Linked DNA regions of Homo sapiens: region 2 is linked to region 1. A link is an interaction called in ENCODE POLR2A ChIA-PET data of the cell type or tissue named here. Cell type or tissue: GM12878. All regions are shown on one strand. Links, peaks and the distances in the headings refer to the core of each region. The heading gives the core; the rest is flanking DNA. Region 1 overlaps GALNT2 (polypeptide N-acetylgalactosaminyltransferase 2). Region 2 overlaps URB2 (URB2 ribosome biogenesis homolog).

Region 1 (10,398 bases), core at 4,230-6,729:
CCAAGGAGAGGCTGAATGTCGCAGCGCATTCTCTAATGAGGAGCCAGGCACTCCAACTGCTCCACAAAGGTGTCTTAGACAGAATTATAAGTAGAGCTTAAGGTCTAAAAACAAACAAACAAAACAAAAATGCTCTACCAAAGAGATGAGACTTTCCTTTCAGAATCAAGTCACACATCCCTCCCCAATTTCCAACTCCAACTCTAACAGAGACATTCACTTCTCTGCAAAGGTTGCGGACAAAAACAAAGCGGGCAGAAAGAGGAAGTGGAAGGAGTTGTTGTACTATGTCTTTTTAAAGCAGCTGTTGGAAACCGTTTCAAAGGTTGAAAAAGGATTTTTGTTTTATCCAAATATAAGTTTCTGAGAAGAAATATGACACCTTGGGTGATGTATGAAGTCATGCCTTTGATTCCAAGCCTGTCAAGCCTCTTCTGAGTGTTACATCTCAGGCTTCCTATGGTGAGGTAAAGAGGGAAGCTTCGGTACAGAAAAACGGCAGCACACGGAGGTAGGCAGCTTTGCAGTCACCAAGCAGGCGATGGCTCTCCTGGCCCCAGGGCGGAGCCAGTGCATGTCTTTTAAGCCACTCATGGGCTCCGCATCCAGGAATGGAGAGCACCCTCCTAGGTCTCTGCCTCAGCAGCCCCACAAGCCCACCCAGCCATCCTCACCCTGGGGTCCATCATACTGTGTGGCTGTCAACCTCTATTATGGTATAATTAAGAAAGACACCAACGGTGTTGAGAAGCGTTTCTGAGAATTAAATCAAGAGTGAGAAGCCCTCAGAGGCACCCCATGTGTCAAGATCAATTGATCTGATGGCCACCGGAGAAGCCCTGCTGAAACAATTCGGCAAATCTGCCCAGAGACGGCTCTGCCAGTCTCTGGAGACAGAACTCTTAAAGAGGCAGGAAAGACCAGAGGGAGGTTTTGCAGTTATTCACGCCATGCTATTCTAAAAGTGAGGAGGGCTTGGCTGTAATTTCCCACTCTGGACATTGAATGATTCAATGTATCTGTTTATATTTACATGGCTGAGGCATAAAACAACAAAACAAAAAGCCCACTCCCACCTCATTAAGCCCACCTAGGTAACACTGTGGCAGGACGCACACAAACCAATCAGGCGGTTTTTAAAAACCCTCAAAATCTAAGGTCCCTCAACCGCTTGTTGCACTCAATACATGCCCCTGTCTACAGTGGCTCATCCTAGAATCACTACTACAGAGAAGGACTATGTTTAGGCAGAAATCTTGCTGCCCTCAACGCCAGACCTAAGAATCACTGCAATAATAGGATGCTCAAACCACCAAGCTATTGGCAGCCTGTAAGAGAAACACCCTATAAAACAGCAAGCAGGCAGCAACCATCACCCACCCTCCAGGGATGTTCCTGAACCCAGTGCTCAACCACACAAGTCCAATCTAGGTGGCCTCGCAATGTCCTCCCACCCGCTCCAGGAGAGACAAGGTCAAGACCATAAAATGACTTCAGGAGCCATAAAAGCAGAAGCAGCACCTTCTGAAATCAAGCAATCAAGAATTAAACAAGTAGGCTAGGCTCAGTGGCTCACGCCTGTAATCTCAGCACTTTGGGAGGCTGAGGCAGGTGGACTGCCTGAGCCCAGGAGTTCGAGACCAGCCTGGGCAATATGGAGAAACGCCGTCTCTACAAAAAATGCAAAAATTAGCTGGGCGTGGTGGTACGTGCCTGTGGTCCCAGCTAGTCAGATGGCTGAGGCAGGAGAATCATTTGAGCCCAGGAGGTCAAGGCTGCAATGAGCTGTGATCACTCCAGCCTGGGTGACAGGGCGAGGCCCTGTTTAAAAAAAAGGTGGGGAGGAGTGGGGCTGGGTATGGTGGCTTATGCCTGTAATCCCAACACTTTGGGAGGGTGAGGTGGGTGGATCTCTTGGGCCCAGGAGTTTGAGACCAGCCTGGGCAATAGAGCGAAACCCTGTCTCTACTAAAAATACAAAAATTAGCTGGGCATAGTGGTGCACACCTGTAGTCCCAGCTACTCGGAAGGCTGAGGTGGGAGGATCACCTGAGCCCAGGGACATCAAGGCTGCAGTGAGCTGTGATCACACCACTGCACTCCAGCCTGGGCAACAAACCTTGTCTCAAAAACAAAAATAGAAAGAAAGAAAAAAAAAGAAAACAAAACCCCTTGAAAAGGCTGACCCACACCCTGGAGTTAACTCCGGAAGGCGAGTGAGGGACCGCTAGAAGCAAGGCGTGGAGCCGCCTCTGCAGCAAGGACAGAGAGCACTTGTGTTAAACGAGGGCTTTCCAGGGCTGTGGGACCTGTTGGATGCACCCAGGTTACCTGTGACTTGCAGATTTAGAAAAGGAGTCCACAGTGAGGAAGGGACTGTGCTGAACTACTCCAGCCCTGAAAACGCCCCCTTTCCCTATCAGGTTTCTGGCTTCAGCTCTAGGAGGAAAATAACGCAGTGCCACAGGGCTCTCCCTCTGAGTGCACTGTGCACGCCCCGAGCTGGCCACTGATCTGGTTGTGCCGGTGGGCAGCCCTTCACCTAAAGTCCACCTCGTGGCTCTCAGCCACGCAGCGCCACTGTCTTTTCAGATTTGAAGCTTTAAAGCGGGATGGGGAAGAGTGTGGGCAAGTGGGAGGCATGTGTCCAGTGGGGCTGGACACACACACAGGTATGTAAGAGGGCTGCACCTGTATGTAATAATACAGTGACTATCCTCGAGGTTGCTGAGTGATCATAGTTTAGGAAACTAACTAAACAGGGACAGTGTCTGGGGACAGAGCGTTTGCCCTGAAGGTGTGGACGTGTGCTAGGAGCATCTACCACTGCCAACCTCCAACAAGCAATCATGCTTAGAAATAGCAGCTAAAGACGAGCTCTCTTCATGAAGCCTGCAATGCCTTCCAGGCTGGGAGCCAGAGGTGACCCACAGGCAGAGCTGAGGCCCTCACTCAGGAGACAGAAGCTCTCCTTCAACGGGAAGAGGGCAACAGGGCAGGAAGGAGGGACTCTTGGAGGAGGAAGGCAGCTTCTCTCAACAGTGACTGTTTAGCCTCAACCACTGCAGGGGAATGTGGCCACACCACTAGCCAGCCACTGTTCGCAGAATCGAAGAGTAGGCCAGGAGTGGCCCTGGCCTGAGATTATTTTACAACAGAGAAGAAAAGAAAAGCCCCCGCGGGACCAGGAAAGGAGAACCAGTGGCCAAGCCAGGCACACGGCAGAGCAGGCCATGCTTTCAAGGGAGAGGCGACACCAGTCTCAGCCCACAGCAGTCCCGTGGCAGGGGCTCTAGGAATGTTGGCCAAGAGTCAAGGACAGCAAAGTGAATATAGGCAAACCCACACCTTAACCCCAAAGTAGGCGGCTTTCAGCTAGAAGGTTTGAACACAATGAATGTTGAATAAAATGAAGTCTTTATAATTCACGGTCGATCTTGGAAACTAGAAAATGCCAGAGGAAAGGGTTTCAGTTCATCAGTCCAGGGACAACATCTTGGAAGGAACACAAAGGTAATTCCTCCAAATTGAGGATGCTGTCAAATCAGAGAGCATTCTTTTGAGAATCATGGTCTGAAATCTCCCCCAGCTTGGCACTGCCCACCCCTCATCCCCAACATCTCACCAGCTGGCCAGATATGCAGACACTGCCTCCTGTTTCTCTAACTCTGGCCCCTCCTTCCCAATTCACCCTGCCACAGCTGAAGGCCTGCTTCCCTTCTCACCTGGGCTCTAGTGGCCCACCTGCCTCCTGTCTGTCCCCTGCCACGACTCCCACACAGTGCGGCCAGCGGGACAGACACCGAGATCTGACAGTGCAGGCGGTAGCCAGCTCTGGACTGCAGCATACAGGACCCTGCGTGGTTCTTACCTAACCTCCTCACAGGTCACGTTTCCAGCATAACGCCTCCCCGCCAACACGTGGGGCCGCTCTGAGGTGCGTGCAGCCCCTGGCATGCCATTTCACTTACATGCACGACACCCACCCTATGCCCTCTCTCCTTCCCACCCCTCCCCCTGCAACCTGGGCCATCCCTCCAGGTTAGTCCCAATGCCGTTTCATTAATGCATCTTACTATACTAATTTGTTTCCTTTTCCTAAATGCCCCAGCTCCCTGAGAGCCGAGTTTGCTCCTTTCTCATCTAATACTGAGTGTGCAGTGTATGGTTGGTATAAGGTGGCTGAGTTGTAAATGAACACAGGAGTGCTTCCCAAGCAGGCTTTTCTGAGCCCACACCTGCTTCACTCCAACCGGGTCAGGAAGGGAGGCAGGCAGTGGCCTCCGATCAACACCTCCAGAGGAAATGAAAATACTGTCCATATTAAGGAAATAACCAGAAATGTGATTTAGCTATTAACAAAAAAACAAAACTGAAAGAGGAAGAGGGGTGACCAGGCACACATAAGACATGAATAGCTGCGAACAAGTTCTCAGACCTGGTGCGGGAGAGAAGGCGCGGGACTCCTCCCAAAGCTTCCTCCTCCAGGGCTCCCTAACGAGATACATGAAAAGGGAGGGGAAAAATAACTACAGTCTTTTAGCTTATCAATTTCTCACATCCAACTCCAAACAGCAGAAATACAAAGACTGTCTTTTTCACTCCTAACCCAGGAGGAAGAAGGAAAAGTGCTTATTTTTAGCCAAGCCAAAAAACATAAGCAGCTACAGATTAATAAGAAGCAGAGAGAAAAAAGAACCCTCACAAGAAAGCAGAACCTCAAGGAACACCAGAAGCAGGTCCACTACAGCCCAAAGCAGCCTGGACAAGGAGTGGACCAACGTCTTCTCTCTTAATCACAGGATAATAAAAATGCAAGCGGCGAGCATCTTTGAAAGGCACACTTCCCAGAGGGGCTGGGCAGGCAGGCAAGCAAGCCGAAATGCTACCTCTCATTTCTTTACAATTAAGTAATTACAGGGACCTTGTTTCAAACATGGTATTTCCAAGTCCAGATGGAACCACTGCCACCAAGAAGACAGGTGACGTTCTGGGCCTGCCTGACGTCTGGGCTTGCCTGACGTCCTGCTGTGCTGCATCAGGCACCACACGGGGCAAGGCCCCCATTGGCACTATGCCAAGGTGGGTGGCTTTCAACCAACTAGCTGTGGATAAGAATCTCAAAAGGCAAAAGAAAACCGTGTAAATGTCTAAGCCCCGACCTCAGCGGAGGAATCCCCAGAGAACCACCAAGTTGGCTGCATTCTCTAAAAGTCTGTATTTATTACAACCATCCCTACAGTATGTGATAACAACAAAAACAGAGGGAAATGGGGGACTGGCTTCAAACACCAGACACCTAAAAGGGTTCCTTTGGGGGAGCTTCCCTTGGGGGAAGACAGGATTTCCAGGACAAACCCCCTCAGAAGGCCCAGGCCCGACTGCCAGAGTCTGAGGCCTGGCCAGGAAACCCCACAAACTTAGGGGTCAGGGGAGCTGACAGTGCAGATTTCTGAGACGCTCACTGAGAAATTCAGATTCGGCCAGTCTGCACTGGAACCTGCCTGCTAACAAGCAACACAGGGGGCGATCTGAGAATGGGGTTGGGGAGGGGGTGCCAAGGACAGTCTTGGTACTGAGGCAGGAGGGGCCCACAGGCACATGGGTCGCTCTAAGTGTAACGGGATGAGTGAGAGCCTGCAGATGCTGCAGCAGAAAACAGATGACGCAGCTCTGGAGTGGCCATCGGGAGACCCTTGGGATGCTCCGCCGGGCCTCTCACCTTGCTTGGTTTGTAGGTTACCAAGCAAGAGAGGAGCCTGACATCACTACACATCTCACCTCAAGGCCTGCGGGGAGATCACTGAAGGCTGCCAAAGATAAACTCATCCTTCCCACAAGAAGCTTAGAAGCCACTGTATCAGCAACACCATAACCTCTGCCCCAAATCAACCACCTACTCCCAGGCTTTTTAATACTTTATAGTTGCTCTTCAAATCCCTTAGTCTTTAATTAATCCTCACCCCACATAAGAACACTGGCACAAGGTTAGTGGTACTTACTTTGAAGTAAGCATCACAAGAAGAAAAATAACATCCGAGATTTGCTTTAAAACACACCACTACCACCCCTAACTCCCCACCACACACACACAGGCATAAACAGGAAAAGACAAAATAAGCATGGCGAAATCCTGGTGGGTGCTTGGTACCTAAGAGTATACAGCGTCTATTGTTGCAGATGTTGGCACAATAAAACTTTCTTAAGGAAAAAATACTGAAGTCGACATAATTATTACAACCATAATCCTACTTCCAGTAGCGAGGAACACAAACCGCCCTTCACATGCAGGCACCGGCTACTCTGAGCTTTTATCATTTGGTGCTGCGGGTGACGCTGGCTCTGTGATCCTCTGGTTATAGAGAAGCCGAGTGTAGTAGTCTTTCTTGGTTTCAGGCACAAAACAGGACAAATGTTCTGGATACTAACTACTGTCTCCATGTAATTATTAACATTTCCCCTTTCATTCTCAAAAGCACTCAGGTCTGGACACTAAATAGCATGGTCACTCTAGATACAGGGAGAGGGTTGTGAAATAACAGTGTCAACTCTTTGACATGTGGCCCAGAAGGCAGCACGGAGACGTCTCCTACCCCAACCTGCTCTGCCTCCCGATCCAGGTGTGGCCAGGAGGATCTGCATCAAGCCACCTCCCACGACACAGCTGTCAAGCACTCGCAGGTGCTGCTTTTGTAAGTGGAATATGTTCTGGCAAATATAGGAGGTATCGTTCTGAATGTCCTAAGATGTGTCACCTCCATTTAAAAGAGTGCTATTTTGAAAGTGATTAGAATTTAAAAGTTAGCAATTAAAGCCTAATTACAAAGAAAATTCTTGATATCTGACAAACAGCCAAATAACAGGAGGGACCATCATCAGGACAAACAAGATGAGCTGGTGATCGCTGAGCAGGGCGACAGTTAAATTCTGCCTGTCACAGCTGGGGGCATCTGGTTGGCGCATCAATGTCACCCACGTGCGTGTGGCAGATAAAGACAAGCACAATACCCTTTCAGTTATCAGAGCAGCAACAGAGGCCTGGAAGAACTCAATGCTTTAATAAGAGCGTGGGGCTGACACTTTCCCATGTGAAAAGCAACATGCTGCGTAAAGCCAAGAAAAAACCAAGGAAGTGTTCAGGCCGACAGACGACCTCTTTCTCCTTGGCCCCTACTGCACCTGCCATGCCTCTTTACAGGTCAGCAGCAGCATCCACAAGAACTTCAGCAGGACCACCCCGCAGTTCTGCATGGGACTTCAGGACCCCATGAAGGATGGGCAGCGGTGCTGTGTGACTGTGGAACCTGCACACACCACACCTTGTTGCTGCTTCTGCTCTTCTGCTCTCGAATGTCTCCAGTTCTGCATTTCATTCCTAGCAGCTGCTGCAAACAACTGGACATCTCTTACCAAAAACTAACTACACCTTCCAGAGAAGCTCTCAGGCTGCGGATTCCCCTGATTTTTCACACGCAGAAACTGAAAGCCAGAGAGAGTGAGGACCCTGCCCAAAGCCCAGATGCTCACAGGGAATGGGGCTGACAGTGCCCAGTACCCCAATTCCCAGAATCCACTGCAAGGGAAGGACTAGGAGGTTCAGTCTCTGGACTCAGGCTCCAGGAGTACCAGAAGCCTAGAGGAGCCAGCACCATTCTCTTCACCAGCTGCTCAGACATGGACTTGGGCAGCTCTCCAGCCCACTCCCCTAAAAACAGTTTGAACCAGGGATGGGCCCAGCCTGCAGGCTGCTGCTCTGAAGAGCAGCCACAGGAAGGAAATGGCTCTCCTGGAATTGCTGGCCCCCAGGACCCAGGAGAGCTCAAACCTTCTCCCAGGGTACGGGCCAATTCTCACATAGAGAGCATCTGGCTTTAAATGAACAGAAGGAGGATAATTTATAAGCAAGTGTTCAGAAAAACCCAGCCTTCCCACGCAGGCCCCACAGTAAGACAGAGGACAAGAAGTAGCTGACCAGCAAGTATGCAGACAGCATTCAGCAAATGAGCATGCGAACTTAGGTGAACAGAGCAGGCAACGACCAGCTTAGGAAAGTTACACTTTAGACTTCCAGACTCACCAAAGCACAGGCGTATTTTTACCCATAATGTTCTAGACACTTAAATGGTGCTTACTATGCACGTACTAGGTATATTTAATTATATTAACCCAGGTCACCCTCAGAAGAGCCCTAGGAGGTAGGTACTACTTTTTTCCCCATTTTACAAAGGAGGAAACAGAGGCACACAGAGGTTAAGTTACTTGCCCCAGATCAAGAGTGATCAGCTGGCGGGGCTGGATATAAGCCCGGGCCCTTAACGACTTCACCATACAGCCTCTGAGCATGGGGGGCACAGTGAGTCCCCCTACACAGACTACTTGGTCAGTGCCACTCTAAGAGCCACCTGGAGTTCTCGCAGACCCTGTGTGGCCCAAGTGCGGAAGAATGCTGATGTGGAAAGAAGTGGCCGGGTGGATGGAGGCCATCCCTTATGCTTCCTGTGGCCTGGTGGACGGATGCCATCCCTCATGCTTCCTGGCTGGGATGCCACCGTTCTCCTTCCCCACCCTCCCCCCACCTCCACAGGAGGTCCTAATCCCAAAATGCAGCCCAGCCTTTTATTAAGCAGTGTGGTGGCAAGGTCTCGGCCAGGGGTGGTAGCTCAAACCTGTAATCCCAGCACTTTGGGAGGCCAAGGCAGGAAGATCACTTGAGGCCAGGAGTTCAAGACCAGCCTGGGCAACACAGTGAGGCTCTCGTCTCTAACAAAAAAACAAACAAAAAATTTGCCTGGCATGGTGGTAAGCACTTGTCATCCTAGCTACTTGGGAGGCAGAGGCGGGAAAATAAGCCCAGGCGTTTGATGCTGCAGTGAGATATGATTGTGGCACGCACTTCAGCCTGGACAATAGAGCGAGACCCTGTCTCAAAAAAAAAAAAAAAAAAAAAAGGAAAACAAAAGAAAGCGGGGTCTTGAAGAGATATCTGTATACCCATATTTCACAGCAGCACTATTCACAATAGCCATAAGGACCCACGTGTCCATCAATGGGTGACTAGATCAACAAAATGTGGCCTAACCATAAAATGGAATATTCAGCCCTAAATAGGGAGAAAACTCTGACGCGCGCTACAACATGGATGAACCCTGAGGACATTATGCTAAGTGAAATAAGCCAGTCACAAAAGGATAAATACTGGATGATTCCACTAACATGAGGGACCTAGAGGAGTCAAATTCATGAAGACAGAAAGTAGAATGGTGGTTGCCAGGGGGAGGGGAGGGGAGAAGGGAGTCAGTGTTTAATGAGACAGAGTTTCAGTTTTGCAAGATGAAAGAGTTCTGTGGATGCGTGAGGATACTGAGCTGTAAATTTAAGGATGGTTAAGACAGCAAATTTTATGATGTATGTATTTTACCAACTTTTAAGGATTAAAAACAAAGTAAGGAACCCAGCCCGGGTCTGGAGCCAGAGCCTGTACGAGTCCCTTCTGCGCAGTGTTAAGATGGGCAGGATCTCTCCTTTCAGCTGTAATATTAAGACTCCAGGACACACTGTCAACAAATGTTGCCAACAAAATAAATCAGTTCCTACTAATCTCCTGTGGGGTGATCCAATTCACATTCACTCACATTCCCCTTGAAGAAACAGAATGTCTTTAAGCATGGTTACCTACAGATCTATGCATTCTTGTTTCGTTTGTCATTTGTTTCAAAATAGACACACATTTGCAACGAATGCTGGAATTTTTCAATGATGACACAAAAGCAGAGAAAATAAGAATATAGCTATTTCAGAACTAGAAAGGATACGTATCTTCCCTTCCACACTATCACTTGGTAATGGAAAAGAGGTCCTCTGAATACACTGAAATACTGTACAGCTGGGTTGTATAATGGCATATACTACTGGGAGTCACATTATTTTGTGTTTTGCTACATGATTTAGACAATTCATTTACTACTGAGTTATGCACAAGCTTTTCCCTGAGGAAAAGGGGAAGGGAGGGGTGAGGAGAAAGGTTCGAATGATCTCTAAACACTTGACACAGACAGAACTCATTGTGGGAGGGGAGAAGATAAAACCATAATACACGTTTGCAGAGAAGCCTCCAGCTGTGGCAGCGCGTCACTCCAGGAAGCACAGGCTGGAGGAAGGGGGAAGTTTCCCGAGCACCACTGACAGTACTCCCGGTTCCGAGGCTGGATTTCTATAGCAACGGACAGCAGCTTCACGGGAAGTCACGCTCCACTGTGCTCCCATCCCCTCAGTAGGACAGGGACCACTCTCTGTCACCTAGGCACTGCTGTCCAGGGGCTGGGGCACTGGGAAGGGCAGGGACTTGGCCCAGGGCAGTGGAGCCAGGCAGTGGCAGGGGTAGGAATCCAACTCCAGGCC
Region 2 (10,398 bases), core at 3,440-5,939, 480 kb after region 1:
CACAGACACTGAAAATAGTATGTAGGGCTGAGATAAGACAATTCCAGAATAGTTACTTCTCACCACTGCATGGCAGAGTGAGAGGTGCCATCCCCAGAGAGCTCGTGTATACTGGAACTAAGCAGAATGGCCATGAGCTCCTGGGTAGCAGCCACTTCATCATATTCCCCACTGGGAACCAGATGAAGGGATGGCATCAGGGGGGACATTCTTACCCACTGGACACCTTCTGGGCTGGCATCTGATGAAGCCCTTTAAAGTCCACTATCTTGTTCAAGGTGCAGGACCACACCGGAGCCAATCATTATTACCTCCATTTCACAGAGAAGAAAATGACACTCAGGAAACTTAAGTGATTTATCCAGAGTCTCACAGTTATGAAGTGGTTTCTGCTATGTAAAAAACTTAATAAATGTTGGCTAAATGAAAGCACGAATGAATGTATAAACATACATATAATTTCATAAATTTAGAAACACATGTTTTGTAAGCCATACATATTTATTCACCAAAGAAAAACTATGGCCCGAACGCCCAAGGATCCCCTGTCAATAGAGGTAGCCCTGACGCTGAGGCCTGCAGGGAATACCTGGCAGAAAGGAGGGAGGGAGCTGAGGAGGCCAACAGGAAGAAAGAAAAAGGACCTAGGGCCAAATCCACAGATCTGAGCAGGCACAAGAAATCCAAGGCAACACCAACTCACCACAAGAAATCAGAATCTAGACTAGAGCACAGGGCAGGTGAAAAAAGGAGGACTTTTGAGCAGTGATTCTGTTCATGAGGAGGGTCTGGGATATAGTTCAAGATGCCTGGTCTGGGCCACAGGGCCTGATGGCTCAGGCAGAAACTAGAATGTGAAGGGAGCTAAGGAAAAGGAGGCTGGACGGGGTGATATAGTTTGGCTGTGTCCCCACTCAAATCTCATCTTGAATTGTAGTTCCCATAATTTCCACGTGTTGTGGGTGGGACCCAGTGGGAGACAACTGAATCATGGAGGTGGTTTTCCCCATACTGTTCTTGTGGTAGTGAATAAGTCTCACGAGATCTGATGATTTTATAAAGGGAACATACTTTTGCTTGGTGTTCATTTTCTCTCGTCTGCCACCATGTAAGATGTGACTTTTGCCTTCTGCCATGATTGTGAGGCCTCCCCAGCCACATGGATCTGTGAGTCCATTAAACCTCTTTTTCTTTATAAATTACCCAGTCTCAGGTACATCTTTATCAGCAGCATGAAAATGGACTAATACACGGGGCAACCTACCCCTGACTGGTCACTTTGGAAAACCAGGTGAAGAGAGCTCCCCCTGAGCTAATTTGGAAAAGGCACCTGCTCTGGGTGGACAAAGGTACAAGACTCTGTAAAGAGAGCTCAGGTCAGATTCTGGTCCCAACTTGTTCCCTCAGCCAGGAATCTTTGGGCAGTGCACAAACCATACAACTGTATGAAGCAGACTTGAAGTTAAGCAGGTAGTTGGAGAATCTGCATCAGATACCTCTTTGCCCCACTGCAGAGCCTCTGGACCTCACCTGTCTCTCATTCCAGCTGTGTGGATTTTGACCTCCTACAGACACAACCTGACTGCACCAAACCTCCGGCCCCAGTTCTTCTATTGACAGAGGCCTCCTCCCCACTCCCCCACCAGATGCCCAGACAATGCAGGTGCAGCTCACAGGGCAGGGGTAGAACATGCCCTCCTATTAGCTCTTTCTATGCTTGGTGCCCCACGTCCCTCGCTCCTGCTGAGATTGAACTCCATAATAAAGTAATAGCACCTGTGTCCTCCATCTCTTACTTTGCTTTCTGGAAGCCTGCACTAAGGTAGAATCAATGGAAGCCATGGGCCCACCCAGAAAAGTGCACATACAAGCAGAAACTGGTACGGGTTCTCAGCGGGTTTGTGGCTCCCCTGAAGGCCAGTTTAAAAACCTCAGCCTTGAGGAGAAAGGTAGAAGTTACAGTTCCTGAGCAGAAGCATGTTAGCTTTTTCTTACTCCTGGACACACCCCAGCTCTCTGATTCTGAGGGTACTCAAGAATTGAGCATGGAGAAGGGAGCTCAACACAGCAGAGTGCAGCCTTCACTCACTTACCAGAAGCCCAAGCCTAGCCAGAGTGAGGCAGCCGTCAGATTACTGAAGAACTAGATGAAGATTTAAAACGGATTCCGAGATGAGAGAGGGTATTTCACCCCCACCACTCTCTGGGTTTTGAGCAGCCATCTCCTAATCTCTGCTTATATAGTCTTTTCACAAAAAGTCCTTTGCATCTTAGCAAGAAGCAACAAAATTGCTCTATAAGATAAACAAAAGGTTAATTACAAAACCCTGCGTACTCCAGAAGCCCACAGGCAAGAACAGCTATTTATTTCCCCAGCTCACAGCTCTGTCTGCCCTGCTGCAGGTGTCTGTCCAATGCATGCAGCCATCTGAATCACTGCACCTGCTCCCACCACACAGCAAAAGAAAATACCACCTGGGATTTGGACAGTTTCCCATAAAGCATTCCAAAGTGAGTATTCCAAAGACAGAAACATTTGCCCTTTTGGAGACCTTGAAAGGAACCTTGGCAGTTCTCCCCATTGTCTTCTAAGGAGGGAAGAAGAATCCCTCAGACTGATGCCCCATCTGTGATGAATATGCGTTCAAGAAGCTGGAGGAAACCACTAGCAATTGCTGCATGCACGCGTAAGGCACCAGCCGTGGACGTTCATGCTATCATTCTGACAACCTGTCCATCAAAAGTGGCATCCAAATGCCACCCAGAGAATCCCAGAAGTGGACATTTAAGTCTCCCCAGTGCCCTTGCTCCATGCAGATGTGCTGTGGATGAACAGCTGCTTTTCACCAGCCCAGCTCCTCTGAAACTTCCCATTGCAAAGGGAGCCACCAGACCCTGCACTTCCAGCACCACAAGCCAGCGCCAGCAGCAGTACATGTCACAGGAGCCTCATCAGAAAGTCGAATCTGGCAGAGCTGTCTTCTGCCTGTATCTCCAATCCCAATGACAATCAGAACTAGGTGTGTGGCAAACAGGTGCTGAAAACCTCAGCCCCCAGAGTATAAAGCAGCCCTCCTGACATTTGCTGGATTAGGGATGAATGCATCTGGAAATTGAGACAATCAGGAAGCTAATGTCACATTTCCAGATTTTCTGAAAACCTAAGCTGTGGGTGTTTAGTGAAACAATGACGCATTGTAATAGGAAGCATCAGCAACACTTTGCTGTGGTAAACTGCAGCCTCTGTACAGTCAGGCCACGCAGCCACACATAGTGCATGGAAAATTTAATTCAAATATTTATTCTACAAAGACGCATTCATTGACATTTATGGAGACAGGCGGGTGGAGCGCAGTTTTCAAATTGTTCTACTCTGCTGGAAGACCAGTATTCCCAGGGCATTCTTCATCCAACAAGTATTAATTGAGCACCTACTATGTGCCAGGTGCCCATTTCGGGTCCATACTCAAGCTGTGAGTAGCACAAACAGGATCCCTGCATATGCGGAGTTTAACTTCTACTGGGAAAAAAGACACCAGACAACATGCATAAGCAAAACACCTAGTAAATTGGAGAGCAACACATACTGAGGAAAAAGTAATGAAGCAGGGAAAAAGGGGACAGGATGGTCAAGGCAGGTGGGTGGGATTTTAGATGGAGTTTCCAAAAGTCATCATAAGGCCAGGCGTGGTGGCTCATGCCTGTAATCCCAGCACTTTGGGAGTCCAAGGATGGTGGATCACCTGAGGTCAGGAGTTCAAGACCAGCCTGGCCACCATGGTGAAACCCCGTCTCTACCAAAAAAATATAAAAATTAGCCAAGCATGGTGGCACGCACCTATAGTTCCAGCTACTCAGGAGGCTGAGGTGGGAGAATCGCTTGAACCTGGGAGGCAGAGGCTGCAGTGAGCCAAGATCATGCCACTGTAACCCATCCTGGGCAACAGAGCAAGACCCTGTCTCAAAAAAAAAAAAAAAAAGAAATTTGTTTTTTGAAAGGAGACTCTTTGGAGGTTTGAAGGAAGATGGAGGGACAACCACTAGGACTATTTAGAAACAATCTCTAGGATGAGTGACCACAGGCAGTAAGAGAAAAGAGGGAAGATGCTAGTGAGAGCTGGGACTGAAGGAGAGTGAGGAATTGGTTATGTCTTCCAGATTTTCAACTCAATTCAATGAGCAGAAATTGGCAAGTTTGAAAAGGACTTGCCCAGAGGCAATGGTGACATCAGGGAGTGGAAGGTCAGGAAAGTTAGAAGGTCTAGAGAGAATTGTCAAGGATTAATCCTTGAGGACACCAGTATTTTAGGGGAAGGGAGAGAAAAAGGTAACCAAGAGCATCAGAGATAGTCGAGGCCCTAGAGGATGCAGAGAGCCAGCGGGGGGTCCGACCAGCCAAGGGTGTCCAGCGATGGTCAAGGACCTACCACACATTCGTGAAGCCAGGTGTCTTTCAGAGGGCAGTTTTGATGGGAAGGATGACCAAGGAGCAAAGGTAGACTCCTTATAATTGTTGGGTAGTCAAGAGAAAAGGCTGATGGAAATGTGAGAGGATAACAGGATCGAGACTGAAGATAAATTAAGAGTATTCTGTGTGTGTCTATAAACAGCAGGGAAAGTGATAGCAGAGACTCGAGAGACAGAGGGCTATGGTTAGATGGGAAGAGATTGTGTGCCTGATTTAATCTGTTATAAAGCTCAAAGAGGGCTTAGAGAAAATACCAGTGCAGGCTGCATGCCAAGTCAGAGAATACCAGACACTGAATGGCACCGGCACCCACATCTGTCCCCACAAGAACAGCCATTCTGAGTCTTTGAAATGGCCATAGTTGGGAAACAGTTGGCCATGCCCTCTAGCATGACATTAAGGTACAGGAAGACGCAGGGCCGTGCACTGATTTGTGTTTCTGTGGGTGCTTCTTTATCACCACCTTGGCAGCCGGCCAGGCGTTACTGCTGGGATTTCCCGTGGCCTCATTTTTCTGAGTGTGTTTCTCGCCCCAGGCCCCAGCACACTTTCACCTCCGTTGAGCCTGGTCTACTGAGTCACATCCCCTCAATCCTCCTTTGTAATGAAAAACCACTCCCACTACTACTAGTTGTGTTCTTTCTGGAGCATTTCACAAACCTCTTCCTTCCTCTCATCCAAATATTTATGTTCTACGATCAACCAGAACTTCACATTAAAACCATTGTAACAATCCAGTCTCCACAAGCTCCTAACATCCCAAAGCTATGCTGCCTCATGGATGTTTCTCCCTCTGATGAAAAAAGAGATCTTCCTCCCAATAGGTGACCCCAGCAGAAGAGAGAGAACAGGATTTTGTAGAGAATCAATCCCCATGACTCCATTCCTTTCTCCCTCAACAGAGCTGGCTCTGGAGTTAAGGGTAGGGCAGGACAATCAGGGAACTCCAAAGACGAGGAAGGAGGTGACAGACCTAGGGATGCCAGTGAGGCACAGTGGTCATGGTGGCAACGGGGAACAAGCTGGGTAGAGGGACAACAGGGCAGGCCAAAGAAAGGACATTACAAACAGGCTCATTGGGCCAGGCACGGTGGCTTACACCTGTAATCCCAGCACTTTGGAGGCCAAGGCAAGAGGATCACCTGAGCCCAGGAGTTCAATTCCAGCCAGGGCAAGAGCGAAATCCCATCTCTACTTAAAAAAGATTAGCGAGGCGTGGTGGCATGCACCTGTAGTCCTAGCTACTTGGGAGGCTGACATGGGAGGAGCACTTCAGCCCAGGAGTTGGAGGCTGCAGTGAGCTAGGATCACACCACTGTACTCCAGCCTCTTAAAAAAAAGGAGCAAGGGAAGCCAAGAAGAGTCCAACAAGGAGGCTCAAGTGTGAGTTCTCACATCAGCGATGGCAGATGGGCAGGGGTGGCAGTCCTGGGAATGTGGGGTCAGGACATTTCAGAAGGGTCCCCAGTGTGGACATGAGGCTACAAAAAATATCAGCAGGAAACAAGAGGGAAGACTGGGAAAGAAGAGAGGTCACCAGCAAGCAGGAGTGATTGAGAGAGGTGGCCCAGACACACCAGGGAGGGAGGGCAGAGAAGTCAGTGAGTGGGGATGGCAGAATGGTGTTGGAAGGACGTGGGGACAAGAAAGCACAGGGCAACAGAAGTAACATCCATTAGAGAGACACGAGAGACATACAGGCTGAGGGGGAAAGGGTGAATATCACCTCTCCCTCCAGCCACTGAACTTGTCTGCTGGAAGAGATGGAAAAGGTAAACGACAAAGTAAAATTTAAAAAAAAAGGAGAGTGTTCAGAAGTTGCACAAGGGAATGAGGAATCAAAAACGACACTGCTGCTGCCTCTACAGCGGCTTTTATGAGACATAAAGCAGAAACGTATGAGCTTATTAGACAAAAGAATTCAGGCTATAGCCTGGCATGCCGGCAATAAATCAAAGTTACCTCTATGAGTTATGAGAAACCAGGGCCAGGTGCGGGGGCTAACACCTGTAATCCCAGCACTTTGGGAGGCCAAGGAAGGGAGGACTGCTTGAGGCCAGGAGTCCCAGACCAGCCTGGGCAACATAGTGAGACTATCTCTACTAAAAACTTAAAAATTAGCTGGTTGTGGTGGTGTGCACCTGTAGTCCCAACTACTTGGGAAGCTGAGACAAGAGGATCGCTTGAGCCCAGGAGTTGGAGGGTGCAGTGAGCTAGGATTGCACCACTGCACTCCAGCCTAGGCAATAGAGCGAGACCCTGTCTCCAAAGAAAAATGAAAAAGAGAAACCGAAAAAAAAAAAAACTCCCCCAAATCCCTTCAAGTAGACACCCCCTCTTTGCTGTCTTTTTTTCTGGAGACTTCACATCACTCCTTAACATTGGGCAGTTTCCACAGCTACTGTAGGAGGCTGAGTCCGGGAAGCTGCAGAAGACAGGCTGTGAAGGAGACCCACCCACTGTGGTCCACAAGCAGGGCAAGGTCGAGAACGGGGCTGTGTGTTGTCTGTGCCATTGGGGGCCCCCTGATGTACTACTGTCCAGGACCGCCCAAGGCAACATCCCAGGCAAAGTCACCCCGCTGAGCCTTCTCTCACCCAACTCCCCTTACGCCCACCCCTCCCTTCAGGTGTCCGCCCTCAGCCAAAACCAGGCTGCCACATGGATTCAGTGCAGGCATTAAGGATCAGCACCCCAGGCCCTTCCAGGGGCGCCTCTCACCACCCAGGCAGGTCTCAGTTCAAATATCACCTCTTTCTCCAGCCACTGAACTTGTCTGCTTTGCTGCCAACCCCGCGATCACCCCCTGGCCTATTTGTTTCCTGGCTCATTGTCAATGTCCTCTACTAGAAAGCTCCCTGAGGACCAGGGCCATGTCTCCGTGCCTGGTACAGACAGGTGATTCATGCACATCTGTCAGGTGATGGGGGTCTGGAGCCACAGCAAGTCCAGTGGGGACAGTCTCTCTGAAGCCCAGCATTTTGCCGTTCCCCAAGCTGAGTCCCCAACTCTGCCATGTGGAGAGCTGGCTGGGCCAACTCTCTTTGCTTGTGAGGTCTATTCTAACAGGATAAAAATGAACAACAGAGCCTCCATATTTGCCAGCCAGAAACATGTTTCTTCTACCCTATGAATCAGCAAAATGGAGTTAAAACAAATTCTTTGCTGAGGAGCGTTTAGAGTTCAAATAGAAATGACTGTGAGGAACCTGTGACTGCTTCCCCAGAAATGGGAACACAGCAGAGAGCCCTTCAGAGCTGTGCAGGGAGGAGGTGGAGTCCCAGCCTTCTCTTCGTCCTTCCCTTCCTTCAAGGCTGACTACCTGGCAGCCGCTGCCAACTCCCTTCGAAAGGCCCTGCAGTGCCACCACCAGGACGCCTGATGAACTGCTCCACGTTCGTCAGCTCACCCAGCATTCCCAAGGCAGGGGGAAAGGATGGTCCCCTCACCTCTGGCCTTCAGAACTTTCAGCACAGGAAAAACTAGCCATGGCTCCATGAAGGCCTTGGAGACAGTTAGCTTCCGGTCTGGGCACTTGAACCAGAGGCAAACCTAAGACCGTGTTTTAGCTCCCGCTTGTTTACAGCTCGTGTCCTTGAAAGGTCGCCCGCTCACACCAACACCCATCTCCAATTGTGAACAAGAAATGGCGCCACCAGACTCTCTTCGAGGCTCCTGCAGGGAGTTTACTACAGAAACAAAATTCTGTCAACACAAAGCATTAAGCGAAAGGATGCCAGACCAGCCGAAGACATTTCTGGTGGCCAGAGCTTCGAAAGGCCCTCTGCACACACAGTCTAGATGAGGAAGGGAAGGGAACAGATGACATGTGCAGTGCGTAAGGCAGGACTGTCCCCCAGCCCCCACAAGATAGCACAGGAAATAAAATCAAATGTGGGGCGTAAAACAAGGGCCATTTCTCTTAGGTATCAAAGACATTCATTTTATATTGTCTGCTCCAATCACATCTGCTTGAAAATACAGTGTTAAAAAAAAAAAGCCTTTGCTTAAGGATGATCCTTCAAATAACTTCAAAAGTCTGCATTTTGAACTAATTAAAAAGGGAATTCCAACATGATTCCCCCAAAGACAGTGAATAAGAAAAATGGTAAATATCCCAATTGAGAAATGTGCTATTACAGAAGAAAGATAATTATATAAACATAATTTACATAAGAAATAAAAATGGTAAATGTGAAAAATGTATAATCTCTTAGTAATTAAAGAAATTCAAAACAGAATAACATCTCTCTCCTATCAAGGAAGCATAAAGAAACAAAAATCAATAATATTAAAGTTGACTCACTAGTAGGAAAATAAATTAGTAATATTCTAGGGGGCAATTTGGCAATATTTATATAAATCCTTTAAAAATGATGTGGTTTTCTGACAAATAATACAACTCATGAGAATTCATCTTCTGAAAATAATTCAGCTGCAAGCACCATCTATAAAAGGGAATTTGGACAGATACCTATGTCTAACCATGGTGTACTTATTAAATAAAACAACAATATCTACTCAATGGACTACTATGCAGCCAAAAAAAATATATGTCGAATGTTTTCACTGACCCAGAGTTACTTAAAATATTACACAGGAAAAAAGGTAACTTTAAAAAAATGCATTTATGATCCAATTTAGCTACTATATATATTTATATGCACATCTATATACATACACATAGTAAAGGGACTACAACAAGATACTCCAAGGTGACAACCGAGGTTATCTGGGTAACTGAGACTATGAATGAGTTTTTTAAATTATCCTTTTATTTTTCTTTTCTGAGGTTGCTATAATAAAAATATATTGCTTAGGTAATAAGAAAAAACAATTAGGATTATTTCTTAAACTGCATAGGAAAAAAAAATTCCTAAATGAACTTCACAGAGCTAACACAGGAGGAGCAGGCAGGAGCCCTGGCACCTGTGCTAAACGTCACCGACCTGCCTGAGGTGCCCACTATCGCCACCCAGAGCAGACACCTCAGGCCACAGACTCTAACTTTCCCTGACTTCTTCAGAAAGCATACTTAGAGGGAAGGCAGAAAATGTGACATTTCAAGAATACTTCCCATGTTACTTGAAGAATTTGAAAGGCAAGTATATTTAAACAGGGCTGAATTATACGCCCATGTACCCAAAGTAAAAAGCCAAGTTTTATGTAGTTTCCAGTGCAGACGAGGGAACACCAAACCACTGAGCCAAGACGAGAACCAAACACAGAAAGGTCCCAAGAGTCAGCAATTTTTCTATTGAATTAATCTCATCCCAGGGTCAATTTTCAGGATTCTATTGCAATACTTACTGCATAAAACTATGTATTAAAAAATAGTAAGAAAAACACGATGTAAAATACATCAAAATATACTACATAAACCCCAAAGGATTTTCTATGTATACCAATACTACGAATTAGAACATCTTAAGTCTTTCATTCTCCAGCTCTTTCAGACCATGCAGCCAAAGCCTCTGGACAGTGTCACTGGCGGCACTTCTGTCCCATAGCCTTAGGCCGTATATCTTTTCTCTCCTTCATGTTTGGCCTTGTGGTACTTGAGATAGTCATTATAGAGCTCCTTAAAGATGTCTCTCATTCCCGGCTGCAGCGAGGCCCGCAGGAACTGGACGTCAGGCTCGATGCAGAGGTCCAGGATGAGGTAAATGCCCTCCTGCAGCAGACTTTTCACAGCTGGATATAAGGTCACCTGAGGAAAAAGGCAAACCTCTGTGAGAACAATTGGGGGCAGAGATCAAGCCGCACCACCTGCCAACAATGCCTTGGGAAGCACTAACAAGTAATTTCAAACTGACCTCCAAATTGAGAAAAAAATCGACATTCACTTTTAAAATATAATTTTATTACTAAGTCAAACCTTTAAATACTCATATTTTTAAAGTTTGTATTTTGGGGAAATAGAAGCTAAC

The links. ChIA-PET counts read pairs that join two places held together with the same protein. Peaks named below come from ENCODE experiments on the same cell type or tissue, not always from the same donor. Only the 100,000 strongest peaks of a DNase experiment are listed, where the experiment ranks them.
Region 2: POLR2A ChIA-PET joins it to region 1 with 12 read pairs; 1 of 35 experiments calls an interaction of 5 or more read pairs at or near these places.

The regions. Positions count from the first base shown.
Region 1 is chr1:230,140,339-230,150,736 of GRCh38, reverse strand. The region is part of intron 1 of GALNT2 (polypeptide N-acetylgalactosaminyltransferase 2); the gene reads right to left. Among named protein-coding and RNA genes, the nearest start is that of GALNT2, 78 kb to the right of the region's middle. RefSeq lists enhancers at 286-515, 9,849-10,398. In GM12878, for the core only: no CTCF peak of the experiment used is centred there; no DNase peak of the experiment used is centred there; H3K4me3 peaks cover 562 bases; H3K27ac peaks cover 577 bases.
Region 2 is chr1:229,658,880-229,669,277 of GRCh38, reverse strand. URB2 (URB2 ribosome biogenesis homolog) reads right to left here. Exons shown (of 10, transcript NM_014777.4): 10 at 9,078-10,178. The coding sequence ends at 9,981. Among named protein-coding and RNA genes, the nearest start is that of URB2, 38 kb to the right of the region's middle. In GM12878, for the core only: no CTCF peak of the experiment used is centred there; a DNase peak (open chromatin) is centred at 4,957; H3K4me3 peaks cover 508 bases; H3K27ac peaks cover 485 bases.